2 separate regions of the Homo sapiens genome follow, and region 1 is linked to region 2. Evidence: chromatin contacts called from ENCODE Hi-C or POLR2A ChIA-PET data. All regions are on one chromosome and are shown on one strand. The core of a region is the stretch at or near the end of the contact, and the rest is flanking DNA. Distances in the headings are between cores, read along the strand shown.

Region 1 (3,819 bases), core at 896-3,395, 63 kb after region 2:
TAGGCTAGGGAGGGAGACCTACATGGAGCAGATGGAGGAGGAAGAGGGTGGCGGGCCCTGGTGTTCTGCAGGTGCATGTCTTCTGCTTGTTTGACCATGTGGGGGAAGGGGGTGGCGGTGGGTCAGGGAGCAAACATTTTTTTGATTTTCACAAACACCATCATATTCAGTCTTCTCTATCTCTATGGGGTAGGTGTTATTTGTTCCCATTTTAGAGATAGAGAAACTGAAACTTCCCCATGGCCACACATCTAGTGGTATATAATAGAGCCAGTCTTCAGACACAGGTCCATGTGACAAAGTCCTTTTTCCATTAGCCACACCAGGATGCCTCCCAGCAATGCTGGGTCATCACACCCACCCACCTGCCTCCGGAAGAGCTGGGCTGGCTGGGGAGGAGAATAGGGTGTGAGTCCTTCTCCCCCTTGCCCTGGGGGCAGGGAGGGAGAGGGACTCCTTCCTGCTTTAGGGCTCTTTCTCCTTACCTCCTTCCCTGAACATATATTCTGTACCAGATTCTGTAATTATACCTTATCTCTTACTCACAAAATAGTTCTTGGAATCTCTATTTTACACATGAAGAAATGGGGGTTTTGAGAGGTGAAGTCTTTCCCCCAACTTGCCAGAGCTGCCTGGGTTTCTTTTGACTAAGTTTTCCTTGGCTATGACTCAAGTCAGAAACAACTGCAATCCTGTAAGAGGTGAAGACAGTGGCCATTCTATCTCTGCTGGACCAGAGCCTGTTATTTTGCACCGAGGAGAGTGGCCAGGGCATCAGCTGATAAATGAAAGGATGTGGATTTAGACATCAGCGAGGCCTGAGTTCAAATGCTACTTCTGCTGGGCCCTCAGTAGGACGTTCTAGCCCCCGAGCCTTAGTCTTTGTAGTGTTCTTGTGAGGATTAAGCAGGAATGTGAATGAAGAGCCTTTCACTTAGTGCTTGCAGCCAAGTAAGTGCTGTAGCATTGCATGCTTGCTTTTTGCCTCCCATTCCTTTGGTCAGTATTCAGGGCTATCCCCCAAGGGGCCTTTGACATGGCCAGTCAGCCTCAGCTGCACAATTTCTGCATCTCCCAGCCCTAGGCTGGGCACTGTCCCTGCAGGAAGCCAGATGTGCTCACCTGTCCAGGACACAGGCTTGGCCTTGCCATTGGGAAACAAGGATGAGGCCTACCCCTGCCTTCTAGCACTGTTGGGGTGCAGGAGAACCTGGAGACAGGCTTGGGTTCTAGAGGCAGGAAGGCCTCCAGAGAAGGGCCTCCTAGAGACACTGTTGACCTCTTCTCGGTTTGGGACCTTCTGGAGGCACACATCACACTGGGAGCCTCAATGGCGCTTTCAAGCAGTCCCATCTGTCTCTTTCTCGACCCACTCACTGGGTTGGGAGAAGACTCAGGTGCCTCTGAGGCCTGAGGACCAGGTGGGAACATCACAGCTACAGTCTCTCCCTGGCCACTGTTTTCCTTTGTGCCCTTGGGCCAGGGTCAGCTGAGTCCCGGCAGCCACAGAAGCTCAGGCTGGACTGTGATTCTGTACCTGAGGTGCTGTGGGGAAGTGCCTCTTCTCCCATGCTTGGGAGTTGACCCAGCCTCTGTCTGATGTTGGCCACTCTACCAGGTGAATGCCACCCTGACCAGCCTGGAAACAGCCGAGGGAGTGTTGGCTGTGGCCCCCCTGAGCTGGGCTAGACCAGACCGGCCGTGCCCTGGATCTGATACCCCCCAGGGCTCACAGAGGCTGGAAAGGGTGAGAGGGACTCGCAGGAAAGCTTTGTCCCAAGCCTGCAGCCAGTCCAGCTCCCAGCTCTGAGTAAACATTAGAGATAGGATCGGGTGTAGCCAGGAAGGGTGGCAGGGTGTGGTCTGTGAGAAGAATGGCAGGATGTGGCACCGGGGCACTGTTCTGGGCACCCACGCCTTGGCCTATTGTTTAGGGCAGCCTGAGGTTCTCAGCTCTCTGGGGGCTTTCAGAGGAAGTGGCATTCCCCTGGGACTCAAGCCCTGCCCCACCCCTGCTGCATGGATCTCTTTCCCTGGTGATGCCCCTTGGCACCACCCACTCAGAGCAAGCTTGGGAGTGGGAGCCAGCAGTGGAGGGGGATTAGTGTGTGCCCAGCGGGGAAGTGTAGCCATTGGCCCTCTCAGAGGGTCTGCCTGTCTGTTCAGGCTTCCTGTACCCCAGGGTCTGAGTCACCCGTCATGCTACGATGACTGGAATTTATCTCTATCTTTATCTTCATCTAGATATTTTTTGTAGGGTGGGGGAAGGCTGTCGTTGTGGAGGGAGGAAGGACTGACAGTAAAAACTCCTTTGATTCCAATCCAACAGGGTCAGTTGTTGACTGGTTAGAAGAGGAAGTGGCTGGTGATTTGTTTTGGGCAGAAAGGGGCTAGGTTTGTGTGCGCCTGTGGGTTGGTGGGGTTCAGAGGGGCCGTGACAGGGCTGGTTGTGGGGAGGAGAGAGGAAGAGGATCGGCACCTGCAGCGGGCTTTGTCATATAAGCGCCATGCTTTGAGCCACTGTCCCTCCATGGAGGCGGGTGCCTCTCTATACCTTGTCTCAGGTGCTGGATTTGGGGGCCTCGGGGCCTGGTAGGCACAAGCTGAGACTCAAGGCTCTGCATGTCAAGGGCGAAGATGGCTGGAGCCCTCTCCTTAGAGGTCTTCACTTCTTAAGGATGCTCACTTGGGTGAGATAAGACCACAGAGGAAGAAGAATGGAAGAGGGATTGTGAGGTGGGTTCCTGAGAAGGAAGGGAGGGCAGAGCAGAGATGCCGCTTAGCGCCCCAGCTGGCTGAAGGCCTCTGACTCTGTATAATCTCTTTTTTTTTTGAGACAGAGTCTCCCTCAGTCACCCAGGCTGGAGTGCAGCAGTGCAATCTTGGCTCACTGCAACCTCCGCCTCCTGGGTTTGAGCGATTCTCCTGCCTCAGCCTCCTGAGTAGCTGGGATTACAGGTATGCACCACCATGCCTGGCTAATTTTTGTATTTTTAGTGGAGATGGGGTTTTACCATGTTGGCCAGGCTGGTCTTGAACCCCTGACCTCAGGTGATCAACCCGCCTCAGCCTCCCAAAGTGCTGGGATTACAGATATGAGTCCGGCCATTCTATACAGTCTTGAAGCAGTGCTGCCCCAAAAGCTGCGTGAACTCAACATCTCCTGACCTCAGTTTCTCTGTTTATAAAATGTGTTGAGGTTGGGCAAGAGAGGAAACTGGGCACGCAGGAGCACTTCCATCCAAGCGAGGGGCTGACGGGCTACCCTGTGGACTTGTGGCCTCTGACCAGTACCAAGGCATCAGACTAGGGTGGAAACTGAGGGAGCCCAGTAACTCCTGTATCCTGTGGACCCAGCGTTCTTTGGCTTCTGGGCATTTTGGGACAGTGGAGTTTGAGGTTACTGACCTTAAAACCTCCTGCGGAGCCACATGGAAAATGACTGAAGCAAGGAGCATGCTGTGTAACAAAGGAGTAAAGGAACTTGAGGGATTATTTTAGTTTCTGGAAAGTCTAAAGGGAGACTTAAGGGAGGACTCCAACGGGGTCTTTAAATCCAAAAAGTATGGAAAGTGTTTCTTATCCGACCCAAGGTAAAAAGAAAAGGAAATGGAATCGCTTTGCTGCTGGGGGTATTTAGGTAACTCATAGGAAGAGCTTAGACCCAAGGAAGAGGCAGCAGAGGATAATTGGGTGTGGGAGAAAAACCTGAGAGAGCAGGAGCTGTCTAATAGTCCTAACAGTATCCATCACCTGTTAAGCATCCAGACCTGCTTTGTGCTGTGCTGCTGAACTCTGTCACTCTCTTGTCATTCTAAG
Region 2 (4,423 bases), core at 1,227-3,726:
GAGAATTGCTTGAGCCTGGGAGGCAGAGGCTACAGTGAGCCGAGACTGTGCCATTGCACTGCAGCCTGGGCAGTAAGAGTGGAAACTCTGTCTCAAAAAAAAAAAAAAGGAAAAGAAAAAGAAAAGAAAAAAGAAAGAAAGCAGATGGGAGTCAGGAGAGCCAGTTTTGGGTAAGAAAAGAGCACCGAACTAGAAGACAGAAGGCCACTTCCCTGCCCCATGCCTCAGTTTCCTCATCTGTAAAATGGATTCTGTCACCTCTACTATTCCTTCTGGCTCTAATAGGCCATGATTCTAAAGGGGTTGCTTAGGAATGTAGGGGCAAACATGGTGGAGGAGATGTGGAAATCCCATTAGGGACCTTCTAGCTACCTCTATCTGAAGACAAAGACCAGGGAAGACATCCCAGGCAAATGAATTGCGACCACAAAACTCCTTTAGGGAAACCAGTGGGCCCTGCCAAACTGAGCAGGAGTTTTTAACCTGTGTGCCATGAATCCTTTACAGGTTTTGATCATTGTGTCAAATTGATCTTTGCCACTGCTGTGGATACACGTATATTTCAGTGATTTCTTTTGCACAGAAGGGGGACATGGGCAAGTTGTGTGAGATGACACACAGTGGGCACCACTTGCCGTTGGGTAGAGGCAAGAGGCATTGCTGAACAGGCTCAACTTGGCCAAGGATGGTGTCTGATATGAACTGGATGTGTGTCCTTGCTCAAATCTCATATTGAAATGTAATCCCCAGTGCTGGAGGTGGGGCCTGGTGGGTGGCGATTGGATCATGGGAGTGGTTTCTCATGGTTTAACATCATCCTCCTGGTACCGTCATCACCATAGTAAGTTCTCTTGAGATCTGGTTGTTTGAAAGTGTGTGGCACCTCCCTGCTCTCTCTCTTCCTCCTGCTGTGGCCATGTGGAGCTCCTTGCTCCCACTTTGGCTTCCGCCACTATTGGAAACATTCTGAGGCCTCCCCAGAAGCAGAAGCCATGATGCTTCCTATACAGCCTGCAGAATCATGAGCCAATTAAACCTCTCTTCTTTGGCCGGGCGCGGTGGCTCACGCCTGTAATCCCAGCACTTTGGGAGGCCAAGGCGGGCAGATCACGAGGTCAGGAGATCGAGACCATCCTGGCCAACATAGTGAAACCCCATCTCTACTAAAAATACAAAAATTAGCTGGGCGTGGTGGCACGCGCCTGTAATCCCAGCTACCTGGGAGGCGGAGGCAGGAGAATCCCTTGAACCAGGGAGTTGGAGGTTGCAGTGAGCTGAGATCGCGCCACAGCACTCTAGCCTGGCGACAAAGTGAGACTCTGTCTCAAAATAAATAAATAAATAAATAAACCTCTCTTCTTCATAAATTACCCCAATCTCAAGTTTGTTTGTTTGTTTTTTAATAGCAGTGTGAGAATGGACTAATACAGTGTCAGAGAGAGGAACAACTCTACCCCACTGGTGACATATCCACACCAGTGAGAGCTGATGGCCAATGCTTTCATGGAGTCTGTGTATGGAGACTGTAGGGGTGAGTTGATGGCTCTGCTGGCTTGTTCAGTGTTGTTCTGAGTTCTTTTAGTCTCTTCAAGGATATTGCCAACACCTGTAATATTTGTAACATTACAAATATTAAATATTTATATTTATATTTATATTAAATCTTTATAAATAAATATTTAGGGCAGGCATGGTGGCTTACACCTGTAATCCCAGCACCTTGGGAGGCCGAGGCCAGCGGATCACGAGGTCAGGAGTTCGAGACCAGCCTGGCCAATATGGTGAAACCCCGTCTCTACTAAAAATACAAAAATTAGCCAGGTGTGGTGGCGGGCACCTGTAGTCCCAGCTACTCGGGAGGCTGAGGCAAAAGACTCTCTTTAACCTGGGAGGTGGAGGTTGCAGTGAGCCAAGATCGTGGCACTGCACTCCAGCCTGGGCAACAGAGCAAGATTCCATCTCGAAATAATAAATAAATAAATATGTAAATATTTAAAAATACAACATCTGTAATAAATGTACCATGAGCACTGTGGAGAACTCTGGGTACAAGGGATTCCCATGTTCCTTGCCTTACTGGTCAGTGAATTAGGCCTCTCGGGTCTCACTCCATTTTCTTCCTGTGCCTGAAGCACTTGTCTGTTTCAGCTGCCTTCTCTCCCCTGCTCTGGTTCTCTGCCCTCACCCCATACCCAACCCACACAGATGTACCAAGGGGGAACCTGCCATATCCTCTACCCCCACCCCATGCCCACAGACAATCCTGTCCTGAAGGCCATCCCCTGGCTTAATTATTTGCAGACCTTCCTTCTCTTTTGGGTCTCCCAAAGTCCAAGACTTATACATCAACCAGGTGCAAACAAACAAGCAAACAAGCAAAAAACAAGAAATGAAAGTCCAAGACTCTTCAGATAATTAAACCTGGAGGGAGAGGAAGGGCGAGGCCCACCCCCTGGGCTTTTGGAATCGGGCGGAGTGATTAGGTCATAATTGATCTTTATTGTTGCAGCTGAAGATTATTTATCCCACTCCCAGAGGAGCATGTGTCACCCGCCTGCCCCACCCCCAGCTTTCTGAAGCTGAACCGCCTGCACCCAAGTGGAACAGGGGGACTGGGGGTGGTGGCTGGGCTGTTTACTCATTCTCCCTCCTTGGGGGCCTCTGGCAGCTGCCCCTCCCTGACACGTCACATGGATTTTTCTCACTCTTCTCTTCACTGCCACGGGGCATCTCAGCCCTCCTGGGGACCTGGGCCAGGGACCAAAGCCCAGGCCAAAGACAGCGTCCTTAACAGCAGCCTCGGTTCACGAGTTCCTAAGAACTTTCCCAGGCATGCCCTGGAAAGGAAACAGGGGCGGGAGGAATGAGGTTCCCTAAAAATACATTGAGATTTCCCAGTGGAGGGATGAGTGGGAGGTGGAAGACAGGACTGTGAGTTACATGGGACATTCAGCTCCACTCTGTCCCCAAGGTGCAGAGGGGCCTGCTGGAAAAAACCTCCCTGAAAAAGAACGGGAAAGAGAAGAAGTTCTACTACCCACAGATAAATCTCCAAGGGCTGCCCTGGGCCATGTAGATTAATTCTATTATGATTTGTGATAATAATTCGTTTTATTTTTGTAGAGTCCTTTAAAACATTTTTTACTGATTTCATGTTGCTTGTCAGCATGACCTCATTTGTCCTGGTCTATGAGGCAGGGCAGAGATGAGCCCGATTTCATAAACAAGAGAAGTAAGAACGAGCACAGCTAAGGGACTTGCCAAGTCCGAGTCAGAACCCGAGTTCCCTGACTCTCCCCCTTAGATCAGTTATGCAGTTTAACTGTGACAAAATGGGGGTCTCCTCTGGGGGGCTGTGACTTTCACTTGCTGGGTTGAAATCCCCTAGTAGGACTGTCTGGAGACACACAGCCTCCCCTGGTGAGGGGATTCCAGGTCTCCCACCTCTCTTAGGCAGCAGGTCCTTCCTGGGACTGCCACGCCACCTTGCTCTAGAAAGCAGAGCGGTGCCGTCCTCAGAATGACGGACTAACCATGGCCAACACGGCTGCTCACCTGCTGTGTCCCAGATCTGTGCCAAGGATTTACACCAATTATCTCACTTGGTCCTCCAGGAACCCTGGGTAGTGGGCACTCTGACCACTCTTATTTTTCAGGTGAGGCAGTAGGAACAGAGAAGTGAATATGCCCTATGTATTATTCTGTTCTCATGCTGCTAATACCCAAGACTGGGTAATTTATAAAGAAAAAGAAGTTTAATAGACTCACAGTTCCACATGGCTGGGGAAGCTTCACAATCATGGTGGAAGTTGAAAGAGGACAAAGGCACATCTTATAGGGTGGCAGGCAAGACAGAGCATGTGCAGGGGAACTCCCCTTTAGGAAACCATCAGATCTTGTGAGAGATTTATTCACTATCATGAGAACAGCACAGGAAAAACCCATCCCCATGATTCAATTACCTCCCATTGGGTCCTTCCCATGACACGTGAGAACTATGGGAACTACAGTTTGAGATTCGGGTGGGGACACAGCCAAACTATATTACCCTAGGTTACACAGCTAGCAAGAGGCAAGGGCCAAGATTTGAGACCAGGACTGCCTGAGCTCCAGAGCAATGTCTTTAACTGTGAAAGACGGGCTATGCCGCATGTAGAAATCTCCTAGGAGGGGGGAAGCACAACTGTCAAAAATAATACCATAGACTAGGTGCCTTAAACAGCAGACATTTATTCCTCGCAGCTCTGGAGGCTGGGAAGTCCAAGATGAAGGAGCCAGTAGATTTGGTTTCTGGTGAGGGCCTACTTCCTGGCTTGCAGATAGAAGCTGTGCCTCCTTGCTGTGTCCTCACATCATGGAGGAGAGAGGGAGAAAGGGCTCTAGTCTCTGGCTCTTCTTTTATTTGTTTATTTTTTTTGAGACA

Evidence for each region. A loop is a pair of places that touch in the nucleus more often than their neighbours do. ChIA-PET counts read pairs that join two places held with the same protein, here RNA polymerase II (POLR2A). Pooled maps may share reads with other maps.
Region 1: a pooled map shows a loop between it and region 2 (4-fold over the local background). The contact joins the enhancer-like site here to the promoter of LINC00303 in region 2. A Hi-C loop is called at or near these places in 5 of 168 maps with a recorded cell type or tissue (HCT116, PC-9, astrocyte of the cerebellum and 2 more) and 1 of 50 pooled maps. POLR2A ChIA-PET finds 5 or more read pairs at or near these places in 2 of 52 experiments (OCI-LY7 and Panc1).

The regions. Positions count from the first base shown.
Region 1 is chr1:204,102,591-204,106,409 of GRCh38, forward strand. The region is part of intron 1 of SOX13 (SRY-box transcription factor 13); the gene reads left to right. Among named protein-coding and RNA genes, the nearest start is that of SOX13, 31 kb to the left of the region's middle. Within about 2 kb of position 2,146, at least 16 of the 41 ENCODE cell types and tissues checked have a DNase peak (open chromatin) inside an H3K27ac peak, as active enhancers do; they include PC-9 and heart right ventricle, where a contact is called at or near this core.
Region 2 is chr1:204,038,789-204,043,211 of GRCh38, forward strand. LINC00303 (long intergenic non-protein coding RNA 303) reads right to left here and starts at 2,477. Exons shown (of 6, transcript NR_027902.2): 1 at 2,304-2,477; 2 at 1,477-1,606.